Linked DNA regions of Homo sapiens: all the other regions are linked to region 3. Evidence: chromatin loops called from intact Hi-C (ENCODE). Cell type or tissue: sigmoid colon. All regions are shown on one strand.

Evidence for each region. Peaks named below come from ENCODE experiments on the same cell type or tissue, not always from the same donor. Only the 100,000 strongest peaks of a DNase experiment are listed, where the experiment ranks them.
Region 1: a loop joins it to region 3, with 5 times the contacts of the local background. A loop is called at or near these places in 30 of 110 quality-filtered maps.
Region 2: a loop joins it to region 3, with 5 times the contacts of the local background. A loop is called at or near these places in 19 of 110 quality-filtered maps.

The regions. Positions count from the first base shown.
Region 1 is chr1:18,572,720-18,577,719 of GRCh38, forward strand. No RefSeq gene overlaps it. Among named protein-coding and RNA genes, the nearest start is that of PAX7, 56 kb to the right of the region's middle. RefSeq lists enhancers at 2,433-3,011, 3,012-3,589. In sigmoid colon, a CTCF peak has its summit at 3,047 (motif pointing left); a DNase peak (open chromatin) is centred at 3,021; H3K27me3 peaks cover 1,345 bases.
Region 2 is chr1:18,097,864-18,102,863 of GRCh38, forward strand. No RefSeq gene overlaps it. Among named protein-coding and RNA genes, the nearest start is that of IGSF21, 7.4 kb to the right of the region's middle. RefSeq lists an enhancer at 1,061-1,583. In sigmoid colon, a CTCF peak has its summit at 2,821 (motif pointing left); a DNase peak (open chromatin) is centred at 2,838; H3K27me3 peaks cover 712 bases.
Region 3 is chr1:17,492,205-17,497,204 of GRCh38, forward strand. No RefSeq gene overlaps it. Among named protein-coding and RNA genes, the nearest start is that of ARHGEF10L, 45 kb to the right of the region's middle. RefSeq lists a silencer at 2,226-2,368. In sigmoid colon, a CTCF peak has its summit at 2,225 (motif pointing right); a DNase peak (open chromatin) is centred at 2,237.

The DNA.
Region 1 (5,000 bases), 1.1 Mb after region 3:
GGAAGCTCTGCTGCAAACTGGTCCCTCCAGGTGGCAGCTGGAGTGGGAATAGGAGAACACCCAGAAGAGACAGGGGGAGCAGTTACAACACTGGTCCTGACCCCAGCCACTCCATCATCTAAGGTCTTTGGAGGGGTGCTCACTGTCCAGTGGGCTCAGGCCCTACCCTCCCCATTCTGCAGAGAAACCAAGGCACACTGTTGAGGACTGGAATGGAATGGAGCTGAAACAAGGACCCCACCATGATGAGGAGGATCGGAGTTCTCAACCCCTGTACCCGGCTTTATGCATATAATCTCATTCAGTCCTGACACACCCTTTGCAAGAGGGATCTGCATGCTTCATTTTGCAGATGAGAAAACTGAGGCTCAGCAAGGTCAGCTAACTCGCCTAAGGCTACAGAGCTGGCAAGTGTGGCTGGCATCAATGCCCATTTAAACCTCTGCACAGTTCCGCCTCGCTCATCCCTGTATTTCCTCGTCCTCCTCACCCACACACACCCATGTTGTTCCAAGGATTGCCTCTCTGCTCCCGCTGTGCTCCAAGACCCCCCAGTCCTTCCAGCCTAGAGGAAGCCCTCCTCTTCCAGGGAGCCCTCCCTCATGTCTTCCTCTTTGGGAAGCCCTGCAGCAGGGAGAGACTGTGCCCGCAAATGTGTGGTTTCACTTCCTCTGTATTTCTTGCATGAGCCACCGGGCATGGTGGCTCATGTCTGTCACATCTCTCTATTTCTTCAGCCCCCACCCTAGTCAAGCCACCCTTATCTGTCCCCTGGGAGACCCCCACCACGTCTCCTCATTCCATCTCAGCCACACGGGCCTCCTTCCTCTGTTTCCAACACACCAAGCTATTGCTGCCTCAGGATGTTTGCACCAACCGTTCCCTCTACCTGAAGCCCAAAGCCTCTGGCCTTTGTTCAGCAGTGTCATAATTTGAGGTCTCAGCTCATAGTGCACCCCTAAGAGTAGCCGCCGCCCCAGTGGCTCCTTATCTCATCCCTCTGTTCACGTCTCCTGCAATCCACGATGATCTGTTTGTTTCTTTCTTTGTCTCCCTCCCTTAAGGTGTGAGCCTCAAGGGCAGGGACCTTGTCTCTTTAGTTTGCTGCATATTCCCCGCACAGAGGAGGCACTCAATAAATATTTGTTGAATAAATGAATAAATCAACTAGTCAATTGAACAATCAATCATGAAAGAGGGTTTTAATGTTTCGAAGAGGCTCTGGGTCCAGAGCCACCATGAACAGCCAGCACCAAAATCCCAGAGAGGTGACAGGGCCACTCTGGTCTCACTCAGTCAATCATATGGTCAGTCAACAAACTCTCACTGGGCTTGCTCATCCAGCAGGCACAAAGATGCAGCAAGAAATACGATGGGTGTCCACCCTGCCCCCTGAGCTCGGTGTCCAACAGAGATGTTGAATGGCAGCTGACAAAACCACTACTTCGACCCAGGTCCCACTTGGGCCAGGACTCTCCACCACCACTGCCCTGAGTCCAGCCTTGGCAAGACTCTGAGACCCGGGTCTAGGGAAGCCATTCATTGACTCAATTTCTGCTCACTGGGAAGCAGTAAAGTGATTAGCAGTGTGGACCTGGGTTCCAATCCTGTCTCTGCCACCTACTAAGAGCATGACTCTCTGCAATGTGTCTAGGCCTCTGGGCCTCAGTTTACCCATCTGCAAATGGGGACAGTAAAGGCATCTCCCCCATGGAGTTTCTCCAAGGAGAAGGGGTCAAGAAGGACCTACCGTGGTGCTGGGCACATATGTGAATGCTAGTCACCACTACTGAGCTGCCCGAAAGGAGCCAAACTGGGGCCCGGGGACACAGAGTGGATTCAGACACTACTGCAGAACACTCCCAGACCACAAGGCCATGTGACAAGTGTAACAGGACAGAGTTGTGGGGAGCCTCAGGGAGCCGCAGGGCCTGGAACCCACCCTGGCAGCCAGAACAAGTTCCCAAGCCTATTAAGCTGGGTCAAATCGCCCTGCCCACAATCCCATCTTGTTTTTGTTACTTAAAAAAAAAAAAAAAAAAAATTCTGGCCGTGTGCAGTGGTGCACACCTGTAACCTCAGTGCTTTGGAGGGCAGAGGCAGGAGGATTGCTTGAGGCCAAGAGTTGGAGACCAGACTGGGCAACACAGTGAGACCCTGTCTCTACCAAAAATTTTAAAAATTAGCTGAGCGTGGTGGCATATGCCTATAGTCCCAGCTACTCAGGAGGCTAAGGTGTGAGGATCACTTGAGTCCAGGAGTTGGAGGCTGCAGTGAGCCATGATTGTGCCACTGCACTCCAGCCTGGGCAACAGAGCAAGATCCGTCTCTTAAAAAAGAAAAAATTGAAAACCGAAGCCAGGATGAGGGTGTTGTTGGCTCAGTCCCTCCCTGCCCATGTCCCCTCATCGGTTCTGAGGCCTCACCAGGTGGGCAGCAGCTGAGACCTGGGATCTCCTCTAGGAGCTGGAGGGGTCTCCTGGGTAGAGGGAAGGAGAGAAGAGAGAAGCCTCTGCTTAAATCCAGGACCTCTCGTCCTACCAGGGGAGCACACAGGTTTTCGCAGCCCAGCTGGCTCAGGAGGGGCTCTGTCCTCCAGAGCAGGGCTACCCGGGCCCAGCAGGGGCTGTCAAGGGGGAACCTCATTTTAAGCCACGGAGCCCTTTCTGCTCATGAAAAGGAGCCTGCAGGTCCCACAGACAGAACAGAGGACTAGAAGTCGGGAGGCACCAGGCAGCCTTGCCTCCCCAGAAACTAACCAATCCACCAGCTCCCTGTGCAAATGGGGAAACTGAGCCCCAGGAGGCACGGGAGGGTGACTTACCCAAGGTCACACAGAGACAAGACTGGCACTCAAGTCCCCTCGCCCCCACGGACTCACTGCATAAGAGGGTAAAAACAGCACCAAGCTCTGGATGAAGGGGTTGGGAGTGAGTGACATCTGGCCAACCCGACCCCCAGCTCCGTCTTGCCTAGGGCAGCCCCCAGCCCAACCAGGGACCCAGCTCCTTGGGACGGATTCGCCCAGGCCTTGACTCTGCTGGCCCCCAGTGGCCATCTGTGTTGTTCTTCCAGCACCAGGTCCCTGACTGAGCTGACAGCTGGTCCAGGGGCTGAGCCCTGGAGTACGACAAAAATATGCAGGAATGAGGGAGCGGGAAGCCGAGGTGAGAGGCCACAGAAACAAGCTTGGCCTCCTCCCCTAACTCCTCCCCACAAACACAAACCTGAAAGAGACGCTGGGGAGAAAGTGGAAGCCAGTCAGTGTGGGGTCAGGAGCACACCTCTGGGGGTCTTTGGACTCAGACTGAGGCTCCAGTCCCGGCTATGGTGGACGGTAAAAGGCAAGAAATTATCCTCAGCTGTCCTCCCACACCAAGGTGCCGTCTATTTCCGCGCCTCCCCCCCCACCCCCGAATCTGGCCTACCCTTGGTTTTGTTTGACAAGTAGAATGCAGCAGGAGTGGTGCTGTGTGAGTTTTAAGGCTGGGCCTTAGGAGACCTGCCTCAAGCCCAGGTGTGGTGGCTCACGCCTGTAATCCCAGCACTTTGGGAGGCCAAGACAGGCGGATCACCTGAACCCAGGAGTTTGAGACCCGCCTGGGCAACATAGTGAGACTCTATCTCTATAAAAAAATTTTTAAAAAAATAGCTGGGTATGGTGGTGCACACCTGTAGTCCCAGCTACTCAGGAGGCTGAGGTGGGAGGATCACTTGAGCCCAGGAAGTTGAGGCTGCAAGTGAGCTGTGAATGCCCTGCTGTGCTCCAGCCTGGGTGACAGAGCAAGCCCCTATCTCACAAAAAAGAAAAAGATCCACATAATAAGCACACAGTAAACAAACAGGTCATTTTCACCAGGTCATCACTGTCACCACCACTGCCATCATCATCAACACTCTCATCGCCACCATCACCACCATAATCATCATCACCATCATCACCAACATTATGCTTTGTGACCACAGAAAACTAGCTGAGCCTCTCTGGGCCCAGGAAAGTGGTGCCTTCCAAAGCGGGCAGGACCCTCAGCAGTGGAGATGAAATGTAGAAAGCTCTCTTCGCTCTCTCTTCAGCCCTCCCTTCAGCCCTCCCCCACAAGGACCAGCACAGACGAGTGAGTTTCCACCCCGTCTTCACTTCTGGGCAAAACTCCCTGAACATGTGGAAGACAGAGTCAGCTTTTTAGCATCTGGGGCTTCCTTCCCCCACATTTGAGCTCACCAGAGCCCACCGGCCTCAGAAAGTTGTCCCTGATCCATTGCCCCCACTTGTCTTTCTGAGAAGGCCTGGACAAGGACAAAGACACATTTGAACAGCCCACATTCTCCAATTATTGGTCTTTCACAAAAATCTCCTGAACCCCCACCCCCTGGGGCCATACACTGTGCTGGTTCCCGCACCTACACAAACAAGATGAGAACAACCTTTGGAATCAGACAGGCCTAGACCCAGGCAGACCCCTTTAATTCCTAGGCACATAAAGGTGGACAAGTCATTTAGCCTTTCTGTGCTCCGAATAACAGATAGATGACTGAACACAGGAAGCCCTTCCAAAGCTCCTCCAAGACCTTCTCTGCACGCTCATCCCAGGGTACCAGTATCCAGGGCAGAGTCTGGTATGGACTGAACAGTGGGGCTGCTCTTAGGCCTTCATGGACGCAGGTGTCCTGCCCTCCAGCTCCATGGCGAGTGGGCTGAGCATGATGTTCTCACCCACAGAGGGGACTCCCCCATTCTCTGGACCTTGCTTTTCTCTCTGTTCCCAGCTCTGAACCACTTCCAGCCTCTGGAGAAGGGTTGAGCTGTCAGTCAACAGCCCTTGGGATATGGGCCTGGCTAGGGCCTCTGCCGTGGCCTGGCTTTTCTTTATCACTGATGGCTTTGCCAGATGGTCACCTGCACAGGCCATTTGAAATACACAGGAACCTTTCATCATGGACAACTTGAGGCCAGGAGTTTGAGACCAGCCTGGCCAACATGGTGAAACCCCGTCTCTACT
Region 2 (5,000 bases), 610 kb after region 3:
CTTGAGGTTACTGTGAGATCTGATTGTTAAGAAGAGCCTGACACCTCCTCCTCTTTCTCTTGCTCCCTCTCTTGCCATGTGGCACTCCTGCTCCCCCTCTACCTTCCACCAGGAGTAAGAGCTTCCTGAAGCCTCACCAGAAGCTGAGCATATGCTGGTGCCATGCTTGTACAGCCCCCAAAACCATGAGCCAAATAAACCTCTTTCTTTATCAATTACCAGTCTCAGGTATTCCTTTATAGAAACACAAAATGGACTAATACACCCACCCTGTACTTTGCCCATCTGACCACTATAGTCTTAATCCCCTGGTGCAAGCACAGAGGCTGAAAAGGCCAAGAGAAGGCATCCAATGTAGGCTTCCTGAACTATGACAAAGAAAGCTGAGCTCTGGAGCAGGAGCAGAAATTAGCCAGCTTAAAGGATGTGTGTGGGGTGCATGGGACAGGGTAGGGGAGATGGGAGAGGGAGGGGAGCTTGGATGGCTATCTCAGCAGAGGGGGCAGCATGTAGAAAGGTCTGCAATCAAGAGAGAGAGCTTCGTGAACTCTGAGAACTGAACATGTGAACAAAGCTGCAGAAGTGAACCCAGGATAGAGCTGAAGACCCTTGTAAACCATTCCAGGAATGCTGGCTTTAGTGTACAGGCCCTGAGGAGCCAGTGAAGGATTTTAAGGGGGCTAACCTGATCAGCTTGTAACCCTGGGTATACCCAGGTAACCTGGATGTGGATAGTTGAGGGTGGTGCTTTGTACAGAAAATGAGGTCCAAGGAATTGAGCAGATGTCAGTTCTGGGGAGGCTCAACTGTCCTTCCTTTATGTGGAGGCCTGAGTGAGGTGAGGTCTGGGGACACAGCAGGAGGGAAGGAGCCTGAGAGAGGCATCTGGGAAGCAGAAAGTAAGTGGATCAGGCAGTGGGTACAGCTCTGCTGGCAACGAGATCTGGTGAGCAGAGACAGGCTGTCTGCCCTGAGATGTTGGCACTCAGGTGGTCTTGATTCTGTACCAACACTTGCCAACTGTGTGCTCCTCAGGGCACAAACCATGTCCTTTTGCTTCTGTGTCCCTTGTACCCAGCTCAGTGCCTGGTCCAGAGAAGCCCAATAAACATGTGTGTTATTCGAACCCTCAGCAGTAGCAGTGATCCACTAGAACCACTTGTTTAGGGACCCTGGTGTAATGCTGTTAGGGATTGGGCTGAGCCTATGCCTCTCAGCTGCCATGCCCCCAGTGCCTAGGCACCTTCCTTTGAAGTCATTAAAAGCATGAACAATGCCTCTATGTTCCCAGTGCTAGCAGTCCATTAGCACTCTTTTCAGGAAAAGATAGCTTTGAAAGGTAAGTGATTTTCCCTATGTGCCTCCCAATAGCCTTTCATTCCAGGGAAACATTCCAGTCTGATTCATCAATTGCCTCCTTGTAGGATCATCCTCTTGCCAGGGTCAATGGAGAGCAGGACAGGAGGCTGAGCATGGGTGGAAGTCAACACAAGGAAGTCAGGGAGGGGAGATAGTGTTAGGTGACCGGCAGGGGTATGGGATTGCTTCGTCTTCAATCAGTAGTACAGAGAGAAAGGAGGAAGAAAAAGAGCACCTTGGTGGAGATGTCAGGGCTCCAAGGATGACGAAGCATCTTCTGGGGCTGAGAAGGAACTGGTCGGTACAGAAGGATCTAATGTCGAGAGTCACCAAATCTCAAACTGGCATGTGCATCTCACTCATTTGTTCAATGCAGTTTTCATTGTTCCTGCACTGTCCTTCATCAGCCCTGTGTGGTTTACAATAATCCTGCTTAACCTCACAGCCTCCTCCCCCTACACCACCTAGTTCCAGCCTTCCTGGACCACCTGCTCTCTCCTGGAAGGCAATCTCTGCTGCATGCTTTTGTAAGGCATTGCACATGCAGCTCTGCCCCCAAAGCTTTTCTTTCCCTGGCTAACTTGGGCATCCTTCAGAGCTTTAGGTCTCACCTCCTCCAGAAAGCCAGTCTCCCAAGTCCTAGCTCAGTGCCAGGTGCAGAGTAATCGCTTCCATAGTGGCACAGGAAGGAAGAGATGAAGAGAAGGAAAGCGGAGGTGGATTTGTGCCCAGACAAGCCATAGGTTTTCAGGGGCCTCGGAAAGCCAGCCCAGCCTTTGCCTCTTACAAATGAAAACTGTGAAGCCCAGAGAAATGAAATCACTTCCCTATCTTATAAATCAAATGGGGATTTTCTACAATGTTTCAGGGCCTAGAAACTCAAGAGGGAAAATAGGCTGAGGAAATTGTCAGGCTTCGCCGGATGGCGTTTGTAATTAATCAGAGGCCTTTTGTAACAAATACCTCTTCATTCCCAACTGAGTGACGAGCCTGGTTAGCCGGACCTTCCTTCTTTGCTCCGGGTTCCTCCAGAACCACGTGACCCAGGCCAGAGAGGGGAGGTGTGGAAGATAATAAGGAACAAAGTGAAATGGGCCCAGACTTCCCAAAGCATGGACTATTACCTGGGGAGGCAAGACACATGCGTGAACCGACCGAAGAGAGCATTGCTGCGTTATGCAGGAGGGACAAAATGCCCCTCCAAGAGTGCAGGGAGCCGACAGTCTTGCTTTGGGTCTCATCTATAGTATTATGGACCCATCCTACAATTGTGGCTAATTAAGGAGCTTAAGGATTTGTGTTTTGTAATAGCCTGCCTCACTGCAAATATAATAAAGCCTAAAGAACTCGTAAAACAGGAAGCTGATTCGGTTTTACGGAATATAGATAGGCCCTTGAACTTGAAAGGTTGTAAAAACGGAACAAATCATGTATTCGATGGCGCCACCTGTTGTCAATGTGTGATATTGCAGCTTGTCCAGGAAAGGAGGAAAGAGGCCGCTCCAAGGGTGACCTCAGAAGATCCCAGCCCCGTCTTGACAATCGTGGAGACAAGAGTCCAGAGCCAGGAATGGACTGACTAATGCTGGAAAATGCCACAGAGGAAAAACAAATCACAGGTTCTGTTCCCATTGGCTTTTTTCTTTGATTTGGAGTCATGGCCAACATCTGAGTCCCTTGAGATCTTGACCCTGGGAGTCTTTATCCACCTCTCTCCACTTAAGAATGCAGGAAGCTAAGGACAAAAAGAAGGAGCCACAGTGTGGGATAATTACAGCATCGTATGGCTGCCTTGGCTTTCAGTAAGAGTTGTTACAGCTAATGTTTATTGGGTGCTTATGTCATTTGAAGCATTGTCTTAATAAATCAACACAGCTTGATGAGGTTGGTACTCTTAGACCCAGTCCCATTTTACAGATGAGGAAATGGAAACACAGGAACGTTAAATAATTTGCACAAGTTCTTACAGAAGTTCCTCCTTTCTTTCCTTCCTTCCTCCCTCCCTCCCTCCTTCTTCTCCCTCCCCTCCCTCCCCTCCCTTCCTCTTTCCTCCCTTCCTTCCTTCCTTTCTTCCTTCCCTTCTTCGCAACTCCCTCCCTACCTACCCCCTTCCCTCTTTCCTTCCTTCCTTTCTTCCTTTCTTCCTTCCTTCCTCCCTTCCAACCGTCATTTTTTTTTTGAGTGCTGAAGCTGGGATTTGAGCCTAGGCAGGCCAACTCTGGAGCCCATGCATTAAGCCGGTACACTTGACTACATCTGTTGGCACGTTCTAACTATGACTAATATCTGTTGGTCCATGTGTCTCACACTTAGCAAGTGCAGCGATACAGGAAAAAGTAAAAATCTTGCTGATGCTTTCTAACCTCGGTTCATCTATCCATGCCTCCATCCATGCCCTTATCCACCCAACAATCCTTTCTCTAATCCTTCTGTCAACCCACCCACCCACCTACCATTACTCATCTGCCCACTCACCCATCCATCCATCCATTCATCCAATGATTCCCATATCCATCCATACAATCATTCTCACATCCATCCACCCATCCATTCATCCACCCACCCAGTAATTCTCATAACCAACTTCCTTCCTTGCATTTATCCAACAGTCACTTTCTTAAGCACCTACCACCTGCCAGACACAGTCAATAAAGAGATGAATCAGCTGTGTTCCCTACCCTTATGTTGGTCACATTCCCACAGATCCATAAAACAATGTTATAGGTGCTGGCCTGTGATCGGAAAGGTGAGTTACGCCTGACTCTGAGGGAGGCGAAAGAAAGGCTTCCCAACAGATGTGACTATCAACCTTGGCCTTAATGTATGAATGGGAATTGTTGGTTGGAGAAGGGGAGATGGCTATCAGACAGGAAGAACAGCACCAGCAAAGGCAGAGACGCAACAAAACCCCTAGTGTTGGAGGGACATAGAATGATCCAGAGCATGAGGTGAGTGAGAGCAGGGGAAGGAGGGACAAAACCAGAGGGGGCTTAGGATGCAGCCAAAGGGGCATACTAAAGAGCTTGGACCTTCAACAATAGGGAGTGCTGTGAAAACAGAGAGCAGAGGAGTTGAGGTACAGACATGGTGAGAACCGTGCAGGAGAAAGGTCTCTCCAACGGCAGCAGGGTGGATGAACTGGGGAGGCTGGGTCTGGAAGCAGGGACTAGTTAGAAGAGATCATCTGGGTTCAAATGCCAGCTTCACCTCTTATTGACTCTATGCCCTTAGGCCAGGGCTTGCATTTCTAAGTGTCTCATTATTCTTGTTTATTCCATGGTCTAAACACAGAAATGACCTACAAGATTCTGGAAAGAATTCAATGAATAGTACAAGCAAAGTATAGCACTTGGCACATAGTAAGCTCTCAATAAATGGCATCAATTGGCAGTAGTTGTTGTTATTATTATTACTATTTCTACTGCTATGATATCGAGGAAGAGATCAGGAGGCTTGTTCAGGGCCAGAGCGGCATTTTCCACCCTGTGATTCCCAGAGCTCTTGCTCACACGATGTTAATAGATATTAATGGAAAGAGGGTTCTGAGGCCAAACAAGTGTGGACTTCAACAAAATAAAACTGGAAAATGAACATAGACAAGCCAAACACAAAAAACTGCAGGACTTCTCATAACCTTTCAT
Region 3 (5,000 bases):
GTTCGAAACCAGCTTGGCCAACATGGTGAAACCCCGTCTCTGCTAAAAATATAAGGATTAGCTGGGCATGTTGGTACACGCCTATAATCCCAGCTACTGGGGAGGCTGAGGCAGGAGAATTGCTTGAACCCGGGAGGTGGAAGTTTCTGTAAGCTGATATCATACCACTGCATTCCAGCCTGGGTGACAGAGCGAGACTTCTGCAAATAGATTTACATGCAAGGTGTATAAGAACAGTAAAATGTGTTGTGGTTTTTTTTTTTTTTTGTAAAAGGTTATAAGAAGGCATGGAAATGTAAATTTTGCCTAGGGTTAAATGATTGTTTTGAGTTAGATAGAAAAAGCTGAAGGTTCAAAGAAGTGGTAGAAGAATTGGCAAAATTAATTTGCAGAAGAGGTTCTCTGTGTGAACATATTGACTAAATTCAAAAGGGTTATACAAAGTTTTTGCTTCTTTAAAATTTCTGAGTCATCGTTTTGGCAAAATAAAGAACTTACGGTAATCTGGAATTCCAAAATCAAACTTCAGTTTCAAAATTGTCTTTCCTAATGCCTGGCTTTTTGGATGGATCAGAGGGCCACTGAAAACATCCAGAAAGGAGGTAAACAGGATTATTCAACATGTTTAGGTACATGAGATTGCCAAAATGATGCTCAATCTTCTTTTTTTTTTTTTAATCTTCCCCAATTTAAATCTTTTAATTTAAAAGTAAACTTTACTGTCAAAAATGCAAACTTGGGGAGGGCAGAAAGATCACACACAAGGCTGCCACTTCACACCTGGAGGGTTGCACGGCGACCAGGCAGAGGCACTCCTCACTTCCCAGACAGTGCAGCGGCCAGGCAGTCAATCTTCTTTAGGTTATATTTTTGTGAATAGTACTAATATATATTCCAAAATGGTATGGGATTTCTAAAATTCCAATGTCTAAGTATATGCTATCAATTATAATTATGGCTATTATGCTAAGTTATTGTAAACCATAGAAGTAACCAAATTTGCCAGGCGCTGTGGCTCACGCCTATAATCCCAGCACTTTGGGAGGCCGAGGTGGGTGGATCACGAGGTCAGGAGTTTGAGACCAGCCTGGCCAGCATAGTGAAACCCCATCTCTACTAAAAATACAAAAAATTAGCCGGGCATGGTGGTGAGTGCCTGTAATCCCAGCTACTTGGGAGGCTGAGGCAGGAGAATCACTTGAACCCAAGAGGCAGAGGTTGCAGTGAGCTGAGATTGTACCACTGCACTCCAGCCTGGGCAATAGAGCGAGACTGTTTCAAAAAAAAAAAAAAAGACAATGAAAGGTGGATTGGGTGAATTAGGCAGCACACCCACACATAAAGTCATAATTTTTCTATTAGCTCCCTTCCCTAACTCTTTTCCTTCCCCTCTGCTCACTCTGATCCAGCCACACCTGCCCCCTTGCTGTTCCTTGGTCTGTCTCACCTTCTGTGTTCAGAGCCTTTGCCCTCTCTGTTCCTTTTGCCTGGAAGGCACTTCCCCCTGAAATTCCTTGGCTTATCAGAGCCCTCATTTACATTTCACTTCTGTGGGTTTTCTTTTTTCTTTTTTTTGAGATGGGGTTTTGCTCTGTCACCCAGGCTGGTGTGCAGTGGCACCATCACAGCTCACTTCAGCCTTGATGTCCGGGGCTTAAGGGATTCTCCCACCTCAGCTTTTCAAGTAGCTGGGATCACAGGTGTGTGCTATCATGCCTGGCTAATTTTTTAATTTTTTTTTGTAGAGTGGGGGTCTTTCTATGTTGCTCAGTCTGGTCTCAAACTCCTTGGCTCAAGCGCTCCTCCCTCCTTGGCCTCCCAAAGAGTTGGGATTACAGGCATGAGCCACTGCATCTGGCTCTTGGGTTTTCTTGATATCATGATCAGGGTGGCCTGTGACAACTACCCTGGCCAATGAAGCCTAAATTGTTTTGGTCCCAGAGACTTGAACTGAATCAGGCTACCTTTCATTCAATGCAGATCACCTCCTCCAGGAAGCCCTCTCAGACTGCCCAGGCTAGGTCAGGTGTTTCTCCCCAGCCCTCTGCTGATAACCCTTTCAAAATGGTTCATTTCCTCTGAGGGGATAAGAGAGGGGTGATGACTCATCCATTTCAGCATCCCCAGTGCCAGGCAAGGCCCAGAGGAGGTGCTCAAGAACCTGCTCTAGGCCAGAAGCAAAGGGAGGAAAGGAAGGCTCCTTTTGCTGGTCTTTTCCCTGCTGCCAGCAGAGGGCGCCTCCGCACCACGATTCTGCCCAGGTGGGTCCAGCCTCCAGTGGGGCCACAGCCAACCTCCTTGTCCTCAGGAGGCTTCCGGACAGAGGGGAGACCTCCTTTGTTCTCTGAGAACAAAGTGCTCAGGCCTTGGGTGCAGACACTGCTACCTGTGTGATCTTGGAGTCTGTGACTTTCCCATCTGACCCTTGATTTTCTCATCTATAAACTGGCTGTATTACCTTGGGGAGTTTGTGAGCTAATAAAATCATCAGTGCAGTGCTGAGCTTAGAGGCACCGCTTGCTAGCTGGGTAACCATGGACTAGTGATTTTGCCTCTCTGTGCCTCAGTTTCCTCGCCTGCAAAATGGGGATAATTGTAACCACCTCATAGGGCTGTTGGGACAATTAAATGAGTTATTCTATAAAATATGAAGCAGAGCGTCAGGCACATGGCCAGGGCTGTGTTATTATTTCCCTTTATTATCATTGCTGGTTGATGAGAGAATGTCCCAGCTCCAACTTTCACCTGCCATGTTGCACCCATGATGACTCCAGGGTAGAGGCTGTGACACCTTTTTTTTTTTTTTTTTAAACAGAGTCTTGCTCTGTTGCCCAGGCTGGAGTGCAGTGGCACGATCTTGGCTCATTGCAACCTCTGCCTCCTGGGTTCAAGCAATTCTCTTGCCTCAGCCTCCCAAGTAGCTGGGATTACAGGCGCCTGCCACCATGCCCTACTAATTTTTGTATTTTTAGTAGAGATGGGGTGTCTCCATGTTGGTCAAGCTGGTTTCGAACTCCTGACCTCATGGTCTGCCTGCCTCAGCCTCCCAAAGTGCTGGGATTACAGGCGTGAGCCACCGTGCCTGGACTTTTTTTTTTTTTTTTTTTTATCTGAGATGGAGTCTCGCTCTGTCACCCAGGCTGGAGTGCAGTGGCAAGATCTCGGCTCACTGCAACCTCCAGCTCCTGGGTTCAAGCGATTCTCCTGCTTCAGCCTCCCGAGTACTTAGGATTACAGGTGCCCACCACCACGCCCAGCTAATTTTTGTATTTTTAGTAGAGACAGGGTTTCACCATGTTGGACCAGGCTAGTCTCGAACTCCTCAGGTGATCCGCTCGCCTCGGCCTCCCAAAGTGCTGGGGTTACAGGCATGAGCCACCACGCCCACCCTTTTTTTTTTTTTTTTTTAGATGGAGTCTCACGCTGTTGCCTGGGATGGAGAGTACAGTGGCGCAATCTTGGCTCACTGCAACCTCTGCCTCCCAGTTTCAAGCAATTCTCCTGCCTCAGCCTCCCGAGTAGCTGGGTTACGGGCGCCTGCCACTACGCCTGGCTAATTTTTGTATTTTTAGTAGAGACAGGGTTTCGCCATGTTGGCCAGGCTGTTTCAAACTCCTGACCTCAGGTGATCCGCCTGCCTCAGCCTCCCAAAGTGCTGGGATTACAGGTGTGAGCCACTGTGCCTGGCCTGATTTTTAAATTTTTTTGTAGAGACAGGGTCTTGCCATGTTGCCCAGACTGGTCTCGGACTCCTGAACTCAAGCCATCCTCCTCCCTCAGCCTCCTAAAGCATTGAGATTACAGGCGTGAGCCACTGTGCCCACTCAGTCTTTTTTTTTTTTTTTTTTGAGACAGAGTTTCACTCTTGTTGCCTAGGCTGGAGTGCAATGGTACGATCTCGGCTCACCGCAACCTCCGCCTACCAGGTTCAATCGATTCTCCAGCCTCAGCCTCCTGAGTAGCTGGGATTATAGGCATGCGCCACCACGCCCAGCTAATTTTTGTATTTTGAGTAGAGATGGGATTTCTCCATGTTGGTCAGGCTGGTCTTGAAATCCTGACCTCAGGTAATCCGCCTGCCTCGGCCTCCCAAAGTGCTGGGATTACAGGCGTGAGCCACCGCACCCGGCCCATGGCATCTTAACATTGGAGAAAACAGCAGAAGCAGATGGGCAGTCTCTCACCTTTGCCTCTCCCTTCTTCCCTGATCAGACCATAAAGCTTTCACTGGGGAGGTGCCCTCTCTATTCCCAAAGGAAAGGAGCCAAAGACACAGAGATGCCAAGAAGAATCTGAACAATCAGGCCTTGCTAAGTCCCATTTCCACCGTCCTGCCACCCCTCACCGCCCCCTATCTATTATCATTAGATCAGACTCTTTTGTTCTCCAATTATACTTCTTCACAACTGCCTACTCTTCATCAAACCAAAGCAGAAAAGCACACAAATTTACCTGTTTCTTCTTCTTCTTCTTTTTTTTTTTTCTTCTGGAGACCATGCCTCACTCTATCACCCAGGCTGGAGTGCAGTGGCACAATCTCGGCTCACTGCCACCTCCACCTCCTGGGTTCAAGCAATTCTCATGTCTCAGCCTCGGGAGTTGCTGGGACTACAAGTGCGTGCTGCCACACCTGCCTAATTTTTTATATTTTAGTAGAGACAGGGTTTTGCCATGTTGCCCAGATAGGTCTTGAACTCCTGGGCTCAAGCAATTCACCCACCTCGGGCTCCCAAAGTGCTGGGTTTACAGTTGTGAGCCACCGTGCCTGGCTACCTGTTTCTTTTCTTTTTTTTTTGAAATGGAGTGTTGCTCTGTTGCCCAGGCTGAAGTGCAGTGGCGCTATCTTGGCTCACTGCAATTTCTGCCTCCTGGGTTCAAGCAATTCTCCTGCCTCAGTCTCCCGAGTAGCTGGTACTACAGCTGCATGCCACCATGCCGGGCTAATTTTTTGTATTTTAGTAGAGACAGGGTTTCACCATGTTGCCCAGGCTGGTCTTGAA